Linked DNA regions of Mus musculus: region 2 is linked to region 1. A link is a loop called in an ENCODE intact Hi-C map of the cell type or tissue named here. Cell type or tissue: left cerebral cortex. All regions are shown on one strand. Each heading gives the region's core, and the rest is flanking DNA. Links, peaks and the distances in the headings are about the cores only.

Evidence for each region. Hi-C counts contacts between places; a loop is a spot of excess contacts. Peaks named below come from ENCODE experiments on the same cell type or tissue, not always from the same donor. Only the 100,000 strongest peaks of a DNase experiment are listed, where the experiment ranks them.
Region 2: a loop joins it to region 1, with 2.4 times the contacts of the local background. A loop is called at or near these places in 5 of 42 quality-filtered maps.

What each region holds. Positions count from the first base shown.
Region 1 is chr16:10,053,943-10,056,852 of GRCm38, forward strand. No RefSeq gene overlaps it. Among named protein-coding and RNA genes, the nearest start is that of Gm30668, 49 kb to the left of the region's middle. In left cerebral cortex, for the core only: no CTCF peak of the experiment used is centred there; a DNase peak (open chromatin) is centred at 1,465.
Region 2 is chr16:10,001,092-10,004,001 of GRCm38, forward strand. All of the region lies in intron 2 of Gm30668 (a long non-coding RNA gene), which reads right to left. Among named protein-coding and RNA genes, the nearest start is that of Gm30668, 3.4 kb to the right of the region's middle. In left cerebral cortex, for the core only: no CTCF peak of the experiment used is centred there; no DNase peak of the experiment used is centred there.

The sequences.
Region 1 (2,910 bases), core at 88-2,587:
ACACTGATCCCATCTTGGGGACCCCACTCCCAAGAACCCATCTAACTTTAATTACCTCCCCAATTCTTATCTCTGGCCACAGTGGGAGCTGGTATTTCAAAATATGAATCAGTTAAGTCAATAAAAGAGGCATGGTCAGCAATTCCAGCGAAGGAAGCCTTGGAACGGTGCTCACTGCAGTTATCATCACTATCTGCTTCTCTAGACTCGTGCTGGGGTAGTGCTGCCTGGCCCTCTTGTAATGAAGCCGAAGACCATTTGACAAGTTCTGCCCAGTGAATGTAAGCGGAGTGAGCTGTGTCGCTTAAGAGTATATAATAACAAGAAAGACCAGACATCGCTTGTCCAGAATGTTTTGTCTTTGTTGCTTCTGCTTAATGCCCCCTCCCTTAGCCCTCCATGTAGAGAGAAGCCCACTCTTTCCAAACTCAAACTATTTGAGAATCTCTCTTTAATTTCCCCAAGGGCTTGGGCTCTGGGACACCAGAAGCAAGCACTTACAGATGTTCTCTGGCTTTTGTCTACTGGAGGTGTTGAAAGATCAGCCTCTGGGTCTTCCACATGCTATACAAGCATGTGACCAATGAGCCATACCCCAGGCCAGAGTTTCTTTCTTTCTTTTTTTTTTTTTTTTTTTTTTTTTTTTTTGGTTTTTCGAGACAGGGTTTCTCTGTGTAGCCCTGGCTGTCCTGGAACTCACTTTGTAGACCAGGCTGGCCTCGAACTCAGAAATCCGCCTGCCTCTGCCTCCCAAGTGCTGGGATTAAAGGCATGCACCACCACCGCCCGGCCAGGCCCGAGTTTCTTAAACATTCATTTATTTACTGGAGGGACATGGTATGTGTGTATGGGGAGGTCAGAAGACAATTTGCAGGAGCTGCTTCTCTACCTCAACCCTGTAAGTTTCAGAGACCAAATCCAGGTTGTCAGACTTGGCAGAAGTGCCTTTGCCCACTGAATCACCTCACTGTTTTCAACCCTCAATTTTGATCCAAGTTGAGATCTTAACCTTGTAATTCATCTTCCTTTATCTTCATGTGCCACCACACCGGGCTTCTGTTGAGCTTTATCCTACCTCTTCTGTGCCCTGAGGTTGCACAGGCATCTGTTTAGGTCGGTATAGAGAGAGGATAGGCTGAGGGGGTGGGAGGAGTATAGCAGCTGATATCGTACAAAGCATCATCGACTTATCCTCAAGTCACTGAGCCATTCCTCGGTTTTTCTTTGCTCTGTTAACTCTCCTATGAGCATTTCATTTTAGATATTATATGCTTTCAATCCAAAATTTCTATTTGCTTCATTCTTATTTTTGACATTTTGGCCAAGGTGTGTTATATTTTCATTTATGGTAAGCATGCCTTGCTTTATATCACCTCATTAAAAATAACTGCTCAAAAAAACACTGCCTATGCCAGCAAGATGGTTCAGTGGTAAAATGCTGGCTCGTAGCACAAACCTGACAAGCTGAGTGTGTGGTTTTCCTTCAGGAATAGGTCACAGCTTGAGGAATGTTGAATTATATCCCAGCTGTTGAGAATGTTATAGTATAGGGTTTTATTGTGTGTGGTTTATGTTTTGGTTTGGTTTTTGTTTCCTTTGATTTTTTTAAGATTCGCTTTACTTTTGACTGTGTCCACAAGGAGAAGTGTACATCTATAAGTGCAGGTGCTTGTGGATGCCAGAGAGGGTGTGTGATAGATAGCCTGAAGCTGTAGATTCCAGTCACCCAAAATGGATGCTGGGGACTGAACATAGGTGTTAGTTAGTTTTTGTTCTGTTCTGTTCTGTTTTGTTTTGTTTTGTTTGTATATAGTCATGGCTGGCCTGGAACTCACTATGTAGACAGAAAAAAAAATTACACTTTTAACCTCATTGGCAAAATTTTATAACCCAAAAGCAATGGGCCTAGAATGCCCTTCAGTGACTTGGATGGTCCATAGAGGCCAGCACTGTCAAACAAGACTTCTGCTGTGCCATACCCTCAAGCAATAAGATCATATCCACTCTTTTCTTTACACAATTCTACCAAAGGCAGAACATGGACCTGAGGCTATAGTCAGAGTGTGTGTCTCAAATGCTTGATGCCATTCGTTTTATTACCAGTTGAAAAATAATGACCATACTAAGACTTAGAAATTGCACAGTGAGAAGCAATGGGGTCTGTCAGTGAAAACAAGGATCAAAGACATCCCCCAGTTCTTTGCTAGGTCACCTCCCAATGTTAGCTCTGTGTGTGTGTGTGTGTGTGTGTGTGTGTGTGTGTCTTTCACACGCATGTGCAGACCAAAGGACAACTGTGTCATTCTTTAGGAGTCATCCATCTCACTGGCCTGGAACTCATCAAGTACAGGCTAGGCTGCTTGTCAACACTGAGATTATACAACTACACCACCACACTCGGCTATTATTATATACTTACTATTTTAGCGACTACTATTATTATCATTTGTTATTGTTATTATTATTATGGGTTCTGTGGATAAAAGCACTATAGTGAGCTACCTCCTAAGGCCTTAACATCATGTTTAATGGGATTATACAACTGTGAGTTCATGAACCTGTGCTAACCACAATTAAGGAGACTCCAACCCTGCCTGGCTGGCTTGATATCTCCCCAGTGTGCCTCTGGGTGAATGGCAATATCTGCCTCTTTCCTATTCCTGTGGTGGGACTCTAAATTACCCTTCCTGGGGACAACTTGGAAACACCTTATTTAAATTGCGTAGAGCCTCTTACCAAGGAATTTTACTACTAGGAACACAGCCTTGGGGAGTAATCACAAAGCCACACTTAGAGTTATGGGCAGAGAAGAATACAGCAGACCATTTGTAACAATAACAAATTGCAGAGAATTGAAATATCCAGAAGAAAGGAACCATTAGATATAACACATTACAGTTCTACCATAGA
Region 2 (2,910 bases), core at 114-2,613, 53 kb before region 1:
ATAGAGAAGTTTTCTCAGGCACAGAGAAAAACCAACTTACGGCCTTGACAGAAGAATGGATACAGCTGGAGATGGTCATATGGTTCAGAAGATGGTTATCATGTTTTCTCTCATGTGTATGTAGGACATGAAATTTGAAGCAAAACTATCAGAAGAAACAAAGAGGAGTGATGGATGGTAAGAAGGGGAAGGAGAGAGAAAATATACTTAACTTATATGGAAATTTCTTTATGTAACACAGTAACCATGTACAATGAAAAATTTTAGACAATGAATTTTAGGTAAAATAAGTCCTGCAGCTTAAAAGGGTGTTTTTAAATATGGAGGTATGGAAAGAAAGAAAGAGAGAGGGGGGAGGGAGAGGGAGAGAGAGAGAGAGAGAAAGAAAGAAAGAAAGAAAGAAAGAAAGAAAGAAAGAAAGAAAGAAAGAGAGAGAGAGAGAGAGAGAGGCAGAGAGAGAGAGGGAGATTGAGAGGGAGAGAGAGAGAGAGAGAGAGAAGGAAGGAAGGAAGGAAGGAAGGAAGGAAGGAAGGAAGGAAGGAAGGAAGGAAGGAAGGAAGGAAAGGAGAGAAAGCTCTCATCATAGACACCTATTGTACTCCACTCCCTGAGCTGCTACCCACCCGCAGAGCTGCTCTTTCTCTGAGAGCTTCCAGTTGGAATAGCATCTTTATTTTGCATATGAGAACCCTGGGGCTCAAGCAGGATCAATCTGGTTTAAGAGTGGAGGGAAAATGAGTAAGATCCAGAACTTTAGTATATAATTGCTGGGTAAAGTGCAGTGCCTTTGTAGGTTAGTAAGATTCCAAAGAAATACAAAGCAATACTGAGGCTCCAGGTTAGAGCAAAGGCAGGTTATGGTCAGGGTGTCTACACTGCCTGCAGAGCAGACTAGTCAAGGCTCCTCCAGCACTGCCTTGATCCTGGTGGCCGCCTCACCATCCCTCCCAGTTCTGGCCCGCATGCTCTAACTCCCAGAGTCTCCTACACTGCCTCAGCCCCGCCCTGGCCTTCTGATCGATTTCTTTACCTTGAGGGCAGATAACCAGAGTGTCCTAGGGTTAGCAATAAGGCTCGGGGTAAACTGTTTGCCTAGCACCTGTGAAGCCTTAGGTTCAACTCCCTGCCAAGACAGACATCACTGATTGATTCATTAACTGTTTGCCTCACAATTCAGATCAGACCTTATAAACATGCTCCACTCTGTGTTCTTCCATCCCCATCAATCAAACAGGCGCAGCCTCAGTTTGCCACTCTGAGCCTTGTTAAGCTTTCACGGGTTCCTGGTTTGAGCACTTACTTTACGCTCCATCATGCCCCAGCCTGTAAGTCATCCGCTTGGCCTTCCCCACTTAGATCTAAGAGAACAGTTTAGACTGCAAACGAGCTCAAAGTTGCCATGTTCTCTGGTACTTTAGGATTCTGTGGCTGTTCTCGGAGAGCTAGAATCTAGGCTCAACCAAGATTCGGATTTCTCATTCCATATTATCTTATCCAGAGAGCTCATGGCCCATCCCAGTGTGCCTTGAAAGGGCAAGGCTTGCTGGCCGTGGTGGCACACACCTTTAATCCCAGCACTCGGGAGGCAGAGGCAGGCGGATTTCTGAGTTCGAGGCTAGCCTGGTCTACAGAGTGGGTTCCAGGACAGCCAGAGCTACACAGAGAAACCCTGTCTCGGAAAAAAAAAAGAAAGAAAGAAAGAAAGGAAGGAAGGAAGGAAGGAAGGAAGGAAGGAAGGAAGGAAGAAAGAAAGAAAGAAAGAAAGAAAGAAAGAAAGAAAGAAAGAAAGAAAGAAAGAAAGAAAGAAGAAAAAGAGAGAGGGCAAGGCTCTTTACCCCAGCCCATGGCCACCACAGGGGCAGATTTCTTTCTTTGTTTGCTCTCTATGGGATGCAGCCTGGTGTCCCCTCTGATATCAGGTGGGAGCCTAGGGGACACCTAGACACCCTGTAGAGCAAAGGACTAGGAGTTGGAAGGCAGTGGCCCTGCATGTCATCACTTTAGAAAGTTGGTGCCTTGTCAGTTTGTCCACTCTACCCCCTCACAGGTGAGGATCATCCAGGACAAGTAATGCTTATGCACAATGCTGTGCTCAGAGGGAAGCAGGAAGCCACTCCAGGCCTGATGGCACGCTTCTAAGATGCCTCCAGTGGGCCCAGGGGATGTCTGTGGGGCTCTGGGTGACTGTCTAATACACAGTACCTGACCAGTAAGAGACAGAGGAGAGAAGGAAGCCTTGTCTTCTACCCCTAAGGCTTCACTGTCAAGCAGGGGAGTTGGTTGTTTGCATGGGGCTGCTAATCAGGACCCTGGGGCTGGAGTGATGGCTCAGGCAGAAAAAGGCTTGCAAATTTGAGTTCCTGACTTCAGCCCCTAGAACCTACCTTTAAAAAAACAACAACAACAAAAGACAAGGTAATCCCAGCAGTGTTGGGGCTGAGACATGCAGATTTGTAGGGCTCCCTGGGCAGCCAGCACAGATTAATCAAGCCTTTGGGAGGCTCTGTCTTAAAGTCTGTTTTTCGTAGATGGTATCTGGAGAGTCATCCAAAGTTCTCCCTCCACATATACAAGCATGTGGCTGCACCTGTGCACACAGAGACATGTGCACACACTTACAAATACTTAAATTGGGCCAGCAAATTAGCCCTGTAGATAAAAACATTTATCATCAAGACTGGGGACCTCAGTTCCAACCCTAGAATCTACATGGTAGAAGGAGAAAACCAATGTTGTCGTCTGATTCCAACATTTGAGCCATGGCACACATGTGCACGCATGCGCAAACACACACGCACACACACACACAAATAAATGATTTTAAAATAAAATTAATTTTTAAAATGTGACTGTCAGCATTCTGCGCTCTGACCTACCAAATTAGTAGCTGTTCATCCAGTGACAAGGACA